Regions from separate parts of the Homo sapiens genome. Here region 1 is linked to region 2. The links are chromatin loops, found by intact Hi-C in ENCODE. Cell type or tissue: PC-9. All regions are shown on one strand.

Evidence for each region. Hi-C counts contacts between places; a loop is a spot of excess contacts. Peaks named below come from ENCODE experiments on the same cell type or tissue, not always from the same donor. Only the 100,000 strongest peaks of a DNase experiment are listed, where the experiment ranks them.
Region 1: a loop joins it to region 2, with 8 times the contacts of the local background. A loop is called at or near these places in 7 of 110 quality-filtered maps.

Annotation. Positions count from the first base shown.
Region 1 is chr6:142,696,520-142,701,519 of GRCh38, reverse strand. No RefSeq gene overlaps it. Among named protein-coding and RNA genes, the nearest start is that of HIVEP2, 250 kb to the left of the region's middle. In PC-9, a CTCF peak has its summit at 2,560; a DNase peak (open chromatin) is centred at 4,569.
Region 2 is chr6:142,842,405-142,847,404 of GRCh38, reverse strand. The region is part of intron 1 of HIVEP2 (HIVEP zinc finger 2); the gene reads left to right. Among named protein-coding and RNA genes, the nearest start is that of HIVEP2, 100 kb to the left of the region's middle. RefSeq lists enhancers at 617-666, 723-1,416, 3,910-4,199. In PC-9, no CTCF peak of the experiment used is centred here; DNase peaks (open chromatin) are centred at 284, 1,314, 2,174, 4,484 and 2 weaker places; H3K4me3 peaks cover 3,447 bases; H3K27ac peaks cover 4,765 bases.

The sequences.
Region 1 (5,000 bases), 150 kb after region 2:
GAAGTTCGATGATAGGTCCTGGGGGTTGTATTATGAGGCACTGAATACTTGAGGGTATAGTACATAGCCTATTTTACTCTTTTGCTTATTCTAAGTGTATCAAGGATACAACAGAGACAGCTGTCTATAACTTCAAAGTGTACCAAAATTCTGTTTTCCAAGGTATTGAATCTAATTGTGTTTGTTTCTAAAATAAAAATGGATCCCAGTCAAGGAATCCTATTAAATAGCTCCACAACCTCTGGCACCCTTGATCTGTAAGATGCATGCATAGGGCAAAATGATCTCTAATATCCCCTGTGACTTACATTCTGTGACTCTAAAATAATGCTAGGGCCAATGTTATGTATTTCTTTTTATAGGCATTCTCTTTGTCTGGGGAGAGCAAGACCATATGCCAGAAGCATTGTGTAAGTCAGGTCAATTAAGAAGGATTGCTCCTTCGGCCTTGGGTTTGCTTCAGCAAATCTTTAGAGCTGGCTTTTTATTTATAACTCTGTAGAGGACCAAAACAACTCTGCATCTGACTAGGGTGTGGAGGAGCAAAACATAGCTCTATGCATTCCCAAATCATGAATTTTTCTCCTTGACGTACGTGCCATCACAGACAGTGCAGCTGCATGTCATAGATTTTTAAGGCTTGATTACAAACAACCTCCGACAGACTTCCCTGGGAGGATGATGAGGAAGTTGTCCCCGGCACGCAGCTGATCCTTCTCCTCCTTGGAACTGAGGCTACAGCGTTGAAGGGCAAAGATGAGCACCAGTCCTGGCACCTAGGGAAGAATGGGATGAGTTTAGGGTTGGGGTAAAAATCTAGAGCATTCATAATCAATTCTCTCATATATTGGGTTTGATGTATTTTTTTCCTAGCGGTCCTTAACATTCCTCATTTCTACCTGTCAAGAAATGCTAGAACTTGGGGCTGGATTTTCTGCAGCATTCAGGCCATCATTATATTCTGTTCATTTGGTTGCTTGAATTTGGACTGTCCCCCAGTCTCATGCTCCAATGCCCTCAGGTTTTGTCCTTTGATTTCCAGGACCTTAGACAGTGGTCTCTATGCTTACTGGTTCAGATTGAATTAGGGTCTTATAATCTACCCTCCAATCTCCCCACACCCACCCCAAATTTCACTCATAAAGTCAGTTAATAACCCCCAGGACTAGAACAAGTGCTCCTCGTAAATGGTCCCATGGTAACCTGTGCTTGTGCCTTTTGAAATACTTCTTGTGTGTGTCAATGTCTTCCTTTACAGAAAAAACTTCTTGAAGACAGGAACTGAAACTGATTCTAATTGTATCCCTAGTGTCCAGCACATATTAGAGACAAAATATATTTGCAGAATGACTGAATGACTAAATCTCCTGTCAGATACCAGACACGAAAACATGAGCTAATCACCTGATCATTTGGTCCATAGTGATTCCTACCCTGGTCCAGCTTTTGGGTCACGGTGAACAAAGCTACCATCATCCTTGATGCTCGTGAAAGAAACCTCAGCGTAATCATGATTCTTTGCTCTGCTTTGTATACACACTTCATGCAGCTGGTTTTTCCTCTTGAACTTCTTGCATATTATGTGAAGACAAGCACTTGTATTTTTAGAATGTCTGTACCATTCATTTAGACCCTTTCCTCAAGTGGAAATATGGCACTGAATGACTCAGTTGCAATTAGTCCCCTGAAACAAAGACTTTTACCTATTTCATAGAAGAATATTTTTCTGTCCTTTATAGTAGGGTAACCATATCATTTATATTCCAAACCAGAATTGCTTTGAGAGTGAATGAGGCCACTATTAATAATTGTACAGGTCAACTAGGGGTAAATTTGGACTCTACAGGGCACAGTGGGACATATGGTTGCCTTATTTATAGATGAAGATGCTGCTGAGCTAGCACCACCAAGCGTGTGATGTGTACATGATGAACCAGTTACACCTCATTACCAGGGTATCTCTGTCACTGGTATGACAGATGTGGACAAGGTTGATTTGTGCCCAGCTCTTAATTTATGGAAGTGAATGAGTAATGACAAGAGAGGCCAGTGCCATTGAAAGAAGGTTTTTATTACCTACAGTTTCCAAGAAAAGGGGGCCACCACATCACAGAAGGCCACGTGGGGAGGCACCAGGTTTGGTCAGGAGGCAGAAGGAGGTGCAAGGGGAGACCATGGCCAGAGCCCTCATTGTGTTTTTCATAGGAGAGGAAAGGGAGGGTAGGGAAACAGCTTAGGGTGGCTCAGTTTGAATAAAGTCAGTGAGCTCTGGTCTAGTGGGGTGGTTTCTAGTTTGGTACCTGGCCCTAGGGCAGGGGACTATTGACTGGGTTTGTGGGAGTTAGTTCAATGAGGTGGTTCGAGGTACTAGTTTTGGGATGGATCGGAGGGTTGTTAATGCAATTTTATGGGCCAGTGCAAGTGGATCACAGGGAAGATGCAAACAACTGTGGCTGTTCATTTGTCCCTGTGATTAATGGATGCCAAATGCAGAATCTAAGAGATGCAGAACAAAGGTAGTTGTTGAAAGGTAGGGTGCACTTCTGGGAATAGAACATAGATGGCCTCGGAGAGACCCACTGGCTGGGTGGAGATTAAACCAGCAAACTTCACATCATTAGCTTGAAGCTCTGATCCATACTTACCCAGCCTGTTCTCAGCTTAGGGAATAACAACTTCTAGAGTTCTTGGGACCCAGAAGAAAAAGGCAGTACTCAGGGTAGGTTGAAGATGCATCTTGGAAATCAATGGTTTGGAGAAGGCTCCTGTCCAGGTTTTGCATGAAGATGTAAAAAATAAATACTTCTTAGTATATTTTAAAGAATGCTGTGGATGATTGGCTTTATTTTAGGAATTATGTGAATGTGAAGTTCTTCTCTTAGTTTTATGTCAGGGAGGTGTTTACCATGGTGAATAGATAACCCAAACTTGTGCTTTCCAAGGATGGGGTAAGGAAACAGTGAGTCCAGCAGGAGTGCAATGAAGGTACAGCACCACATGCCCTCATCAGAGCCTGACAAAAAGGCCGTGGCAACATTCATATCCTTATTTTATAGCTAAGGAGACTGAGAGGGGTTAAGTGAGGAGTCCAAAAGGCTGCAGCTTTTCAGAGGCAGCATTTATCACAGAACGAGGTCTGTCTGACTCCTCACTCAGGGTCCTGGCAGTCTGACTTCTCTAGACTCAGCTGTGAGTTTCCATGTGAAAGAAAAGTAGCAGTTCTTTCCACTGAGCCAGCTCTTGCCTGGTTTAAGGGCCTGGTTTAAAACCTGCAGACAGTCTCCTAGGAATGGAAGGCCCTTCCTTCTCTGGTTCTAGCAGCGGGCGGGCTTTTGCTTATCTCCCAGCATGTTGCCGTTTATGGATTTGGGCAAAATAACAGAATTGCACAGCTTTGGAGTGTCAGACTTCTTTTTTTCCTTTTTCTTCCACACTGAGCTTCCTGTTTCTATGGCAATGAATAGGATGTTTTGCACCAAGAAACACTTTAAATGCCACTGGGGGAAGGTAAGAGCCACGCATAGCTCTCTACAGAGCAGGAAGGTGAAATGAGATGCAAAGAAGAACTGAGTGAAACAAGGAGAGAAAGGATTCAGAAAAGCTGGGAGCGAGGTGAGAGGCAGGAGGAAGGAGGTTAAGAAGCATCTGTTTGGAAGGAGAAATAAAATAGAGATAGCAACATGGCAGAGAACTGGAGCCTTCAGAGTGGCAGCCTCAGGTTCCGGTGTATCTTCCAGCACTTAGAAGGAACACAACTTCCTGAGAGCCACAGGAGTGGAGGGACAAGTAGTCTTCTGGAAGCAGGCTTGCAGGAATGCTGGAGGCACTCCCACACACTCGCACTACATAGGACCCAATTGATGGTGTCTTCCAGTGTAACCTCTAAGATAGGGAGGCTCAAATATCCCCCGTGAATACTTACCATGCTCATCTAGGCTGGCACAAGGCCCCTGAAGTCAGCTCTTCCACCTACCTGGTCAGAACTAGGGTTTTCGATCTGTGACCGATGCCTGTGGGCTGACTCAGGAGGGCAGTGATGGCTTCCTTGCCTTTACCACCTTCTCTATTTGGGTGGGATCATCCACGCATGCTCCCAAGGAGGCAGATAATTTATAATAATGAGGGATGTGAAAGGACACTTTGAAAATTAAAGTGGCGACTTGGAAAACATTCTTTCTCTCTTTCCCCTGTCCACCTTTCTCCAACCACACACAAAATTATATGACCTAATCAGCATGCTGGAAAGAAAGGCCACAGAACAATTAAAAATGGAACCTAGTAGAGCCTAAGTGCATACTAACTACTTCTCACTTTTGATTTTGCTAATTCGAATTCCTCCGCCACAGCCACGCCAAATCCAATCAAGCTCTGTCTAGCTTGAAGTTCCTGTTCTATAAGGTTTTAAGATCCATAAACTGCAATTAAAGGCACAGTAGTAGGAAGAGTCAATCAAAGGGGAGCCTCAAAATAGCTGGTCCCCCTGGAAAGCCAAGGCAGATATATTTGTCCAGCTGCTTGTGGGAGAAGGCCCGAGGCCTCTCACTCACTCGCCAGAGGCCCGTAAAAGGCTCACCTACAGCTGCTTGTGAAATTGGTTCCTTGTAAGTGAAAGTCGACCAAGAGTCCTATGAGCCAGTGGCAGCTGGACAGAGAGGACCTGGGTGCCAAACGGGGCAGGAAATGGCCAGGGGCCAGGGTAAACAACCTGGGGCAGGAGCTGAGGGGAGCATCTGTCCCAGGATAGCTCAGAGAAGTGCTGCTTTCCAAGGGTTTGGCCAGGGCGACTTGATTTATTTTCAGCAAAATCTGGGTATGCCCTAATTTACTATGGGAGCCTCGAATTTGCATGTCTGCTTTAAGAGACCCTAACAAGCACGCATAATAAAATGTTAATTTATGCCTTCTGCTAGGATTGGAATTGAGTGTGGCTTGACGCAACTGCAAAACAGAACAAATCTGGAAACTCTGGCAGGCAGAAGAGGAGAGTGGAGGGAGCACGT
Region 2 (5,000 bases):
ATTTCAGAGACTTAGTGGGATTACTTTAAGTGTTTGCTTATATTAAAATAAGGGAAAACCGAATAGAAAAGATGTTTTTAAAGGGTTGTAATATGGCTTTAGGACTGGTGAAAGAGCCAGAACGATGATTTGGAAGCTGAAAATAGCTCTATGTTTTATGCAATCAAGTAAAACTCTGTACCTTGGCATTCCCCGCACCAGATTAGTGAGGAATTGGAAGTGATTCCACCCCCAACATGCCATTATGGATGACACGCTGGGCTATGACAAACTGCTGGCTTAGTGGAGCATGTGCTGCTGGGAGTATAACCCTGAGGTACAGGGTGGATTAGAGTTGAGTGATCTCAACTCATATTCATTTCCTCTGAAAGGAAAACTGACCAGTCCTCTCTGTTCTAATGAGCATGTTTACAGCATGGCTTCTCAAAGTGGGGCCAGTCGCTTCAGGGGCAGAAGTGCACCATATTTCTGTTTGGTGCCAGCTTTACCTGCGTAGCCTTCACAGCACCTCATCCTGGTCCTTAAGAATTGCAGATTAAGACCACAGAACAGAGGGAGATGGATATTTCTTTTACACTCTTACAGGTTTTTTTTTCCTTAGTTTGTTTTTGATGTGTTGTTTTGCAAAACGCTGTGAAATAAGTGAGGACATAAGATGATTACTGAACTATTTCTGTTGAGCAAGTGGGTAAACCTCTCCTGGTAGAAGAATCAGAACCTCATCAGCCCAAGAGGCTGAGTCATCTTTGTGACTGAGAGGTTCATGCTTCACCTTAAGTCCTTGGTACCTAAAATGGGACTGTATGATGTGCCCTGTGAAATCAATAAAACTGTCAGGTTATAATTAACGTGTGGTGCTACTCTAATTAAACAGAATTGATGGGAAATATCTGGGAGTCTAGTAGCAATGGAACAATGATGTTTGCATTTAAATGATCTTAAGTACTCCTTAGACTTAATGCCCTATTAAGGGGACCGGGAGAATGTCACATCTCACTTAGCTGTATTGTGTTAGACAGTGGCCGCTGGCCGGGAAGGACCAGAGTGCATTAAGCTTGCGTTGTGGTGTCTGCCTTTGCAGACAGAAGATTTGGGAATGTATATTCTTTTCTTTTTTCTTTTTTTTTTTCTTCAAAGGAAATTAAATCACAGCCCTGACAGGAGAGGGTAAAATCTCTGAGAAGACCTCCCCAGTGCTTGGAATTTACAGACTCTACCACGTCCCAGTTTGCTATTGTCCTAAGGCAACACACTCCCCTGCCGCTCTCAGGCGTCTTTGGCGGCTGGCCAGCCTCCCAGGGCCTCTGGCTTTGATGTGTGGTGCAGGCTGTCCTCAGGCCAGGCTGTTGTTGCCGTGGCCTGGACTTCGCTCACACTGGATGCCAGGAGGGATGTCCTGTCTGCAATATACATTTCGACAGCCTGACAGTCCTAGTGATCGTCCTGCGGCAGGGGGAGCCTGCCTTTGTCTCAGCCACAAGTGGCTGTCCCCAGTCGCTTAGCTTTGCTGTGCTCTCTTTTGGTGTCTGCGGAAGACGAGTTTGCACCCAGCTTGTTGTCCGGGGGAGGGCCTCTCTGCCTGGGGAAGACAGCAGCTCTGCCAGGGCGCTGTCAATCTGAGGAGCCTCCTTGGCAGGGCTCTGGGGAACCGACCCGGCGAGTTGAACAGCTTCCTCTGGGGACATTGCATCGACCTTCATTTGATTTAAGCCTGGCAGCCTGGTTAGTGAGGACATCAATTCTGGCTCGGGAAATCTTCCTTAACTGAACCTTTGTTTCCACCATGGTCCCAGGCTTGTAGTTAGAAGTCTGTGCTGTTGCAAATTTAACTCTGTAACTTCTGGTAATATCCATGTGTAATTCTAAAAGCAGGTGACACAGAAACACAGATGATTATAGTGATAGGTACCAAGGAGAAAAAAATGGGACTACGCCTAATAATTAGTCAAAAGACATACGTATATATACACACACACACTTTGAAGAGAGAAAGAGAGAGAGGGAGGGAGAGAGAACTTATTGTTGATTAATTGTTTTCAGAAGAGCCACTTCAATTCCAATAAGAATCACCTCAGAGAACTGAAAGTAAACCATATCTGCTTCTAGTGTCTATGACACACCTTGCACTGTGCCTTAATAGGATTACTAATATTTCCCACAGAGGAGGAAGTCTTGCTTCTATTCTTGCAAAACCCCTCCCCCAAATCTGTCTCTTCACCAACAGTTATTTGTTTGTATTAAGTTTCATGATGTCCCAAGATTTTTGTTTGTTTTTGCTGTTTTCTTAATGTAAATGTTTTCATAATGAGAACACGTTACATTTTTGACAACCTAGCATGAAAAATCTTACCAGCTCTTTTCTGCAGTAGATGCAGCGTGCAGCCTGCAAAGACCCCATGTCCAGGTTAGGCCAGGTCACCTGAACAGGACCAGGATAGAAAGGGGAAGAGATTTGTAGAAGACACACTTCGTGGTCTCACTAGGGTGTGCCTGTTTGCATTTTGTTTATTGTTTTTGCAACCATTCATATGTGTTTATTGTTTTTGTAACCATTCATAAGTAGCAGTAATTTAGCATTCTCATATTAATATTTTTTTTCTTGTCACTAGTGAGTGTTTGCATGTGTGTGTGCATTGGATTGACGGGAGGGAAGGTGACTCTGTTGGTACATCCTGAATACTAGGATCTTGTTCGGCCCAATCGCAGTGTTACAGGTATCTTGTTAACATTCAAGCCTTGATGCTTTGAAATAGCAGTTTTGCCGTAATTCATTGCCTAAATTCTGACTTCCTTACTAAGAACAGGAAGCATAGTGAAGTTTGGTAGGAGAGAAACATACCTCGGACAGTAACTGTGGCTAAACCATAGTCATGGCATTTAACATTAATGTGAAACATAAGATTTGTAAGTCTTCCAAGTACCATTTCTTAATGCTTACAATAAGATGACGAATTTCATAGTTCCCAAGATGAAAAGATGGAAATAGAACTCAGTGAGATTACTGACCTGACTTAGGAGAGCTAAAATATTAGGTTTCTCTTTCAAATACTTCCTTCTTGCAGCTTGCAAGTATGCTCATCCCTCTGCAATTCTCTTCATTAAAAAAAAAAAGTTTAGAGATTGAATGTTTATGTTTGTATTGACCTGTGGAATCCTCAGTTGCTTTTCTGTTGAATCCATTGTGCAATACCCAACGTATTGTGGGTTGGTAGGAAAAACTCTTTTAAGATTAAAAAAAACACATAAGGTATAATTCATTAATAATTTCATTCTGTTTCTGGATATGTTTTCTTCCCATTGTCAGCCAGTGTGGGAGGAAAGAGAAGAATGGAAGAATATTGCTGGAGTTGAGGGTGTTGTGTGGGTATGTGCCATCCGAAAGTATGTTACAGGAGAAAAAAATTCTTTTTATAATAAAAGTAAAATTCAAGTACTCGAAGTAACAGAAGATTATTAAATCTATTGTAGTGAAAAGTTATGATTCTAATGCTCTGAAAGTCTTAATCATTAAAGACATATGTTAACCAAAGGCATACATATGCATAAATATATGTACAAAAATGGTAATTTTGTGCTCCCAGGCTCAAACCTAAAATGTCATTCATAACACTATTGCTGCTGCCAATGGAGAAAATTTGCATAAGACTAAGGCAAAACTACCCATTCTTTCCTGTCCTGGAATAGAATTATAATTTCCAAACCGACAAATTTTAAACAAGGCCAGAGTTTCCTTTCACCTGGTTCAAAGTGAATTCTGATTAAAAGCTTCCAATGATAATATCTATAACCACAAAGCAGGCTCACCGTAGCTTTCTCTTGTGGGAACTCTAGGCTCTCCCTTCTAGAATTGCCCTTAGTGGTGGCCTGCTCTTTCTTTCTCTACATCCACCCCTTCCCTTAACTTGGGGCTGCACACGTCCAGCTTGCTCTATGAAGCCATTTGCGACCACTCTAGTCCCCACAGAACTCTTCCTGTTCTCAACTCCTATTATCCTTAGAGTCTTTTTCACACATTTAGCTTTTATTTTTTTAAAACATACTTTTTTTCTGTATTAGCTCAGTCACCTGTTATGTACTTTATTATAACAACTGGCACAGGTAACTAGTAAGTGTTCTTAATTGGTTGATTGTGATTTCTGGTGTCTGGCTATTAGGAAACTATTGTTACAGACTACAGTCTTGCTTCTCAAAGTGTAGACCAGCGAACTTATCACCTGGGAACTTTGGGGTTCCACGTAGACTTTCGGAATCAGAACCCATATTTTTAACAAGCTCCCCTGGTGACTCATCTACATGTGAAAATATTATAAAGCACTGCTGAGGAAGGTCCCTCTCTTGGGAAAGGGTAGAGGCCCTATAGACATTCAGCTTTCCCTTCGTGCAAGTGTTTTCCTGTTGTGATTTAGGTATCTGATCGTAGCAGACAACAGCTTGCTCTTACTGTAACTACGATGTTGTCAGTTTCATCTTTACACAGAATGAATCATGTTTAAATGTGGCCAGGGGGCTCTGTCTGAGGTCACCAGGACTGTATTTGTATTCTGATTCAAGACAACCACCAGATCCTAATCACTAATATCTCTTTAAATGGCCTTTAAAAAAAAATCTTATACTAAGAAGCAGAAAGTACGATTTCCTTTTCCTTAGTTACTTTTTTTTTTTCACTTAAAGTGCTTACACCCACTCAGCTTGCTATTTTGAACTCTGGGAAAGAAAATTTGTGGGCATCTTGCAGTCTTTCAGGAAACAAGGCTTAAATTAAATATTTGCCACATTTTCTACGTGGTTCTTCAGGAAAGTGGAGAAGCACATCACTCCTTCTTTCACTCGACTTGACAAACTTGACACATAGTGTGACTTTCAAAGTGCGGATGGCAAACAGTTTCAGTTCTTATTTGCCTATCTACACACAGACGTTCAGGTCTTTTTTTTCTTCCCATTTTTTCTTTTTGTCCTTCTCTTCCCTTTCAGTACAGAGTCTAGAATTCTTCATGTACCAT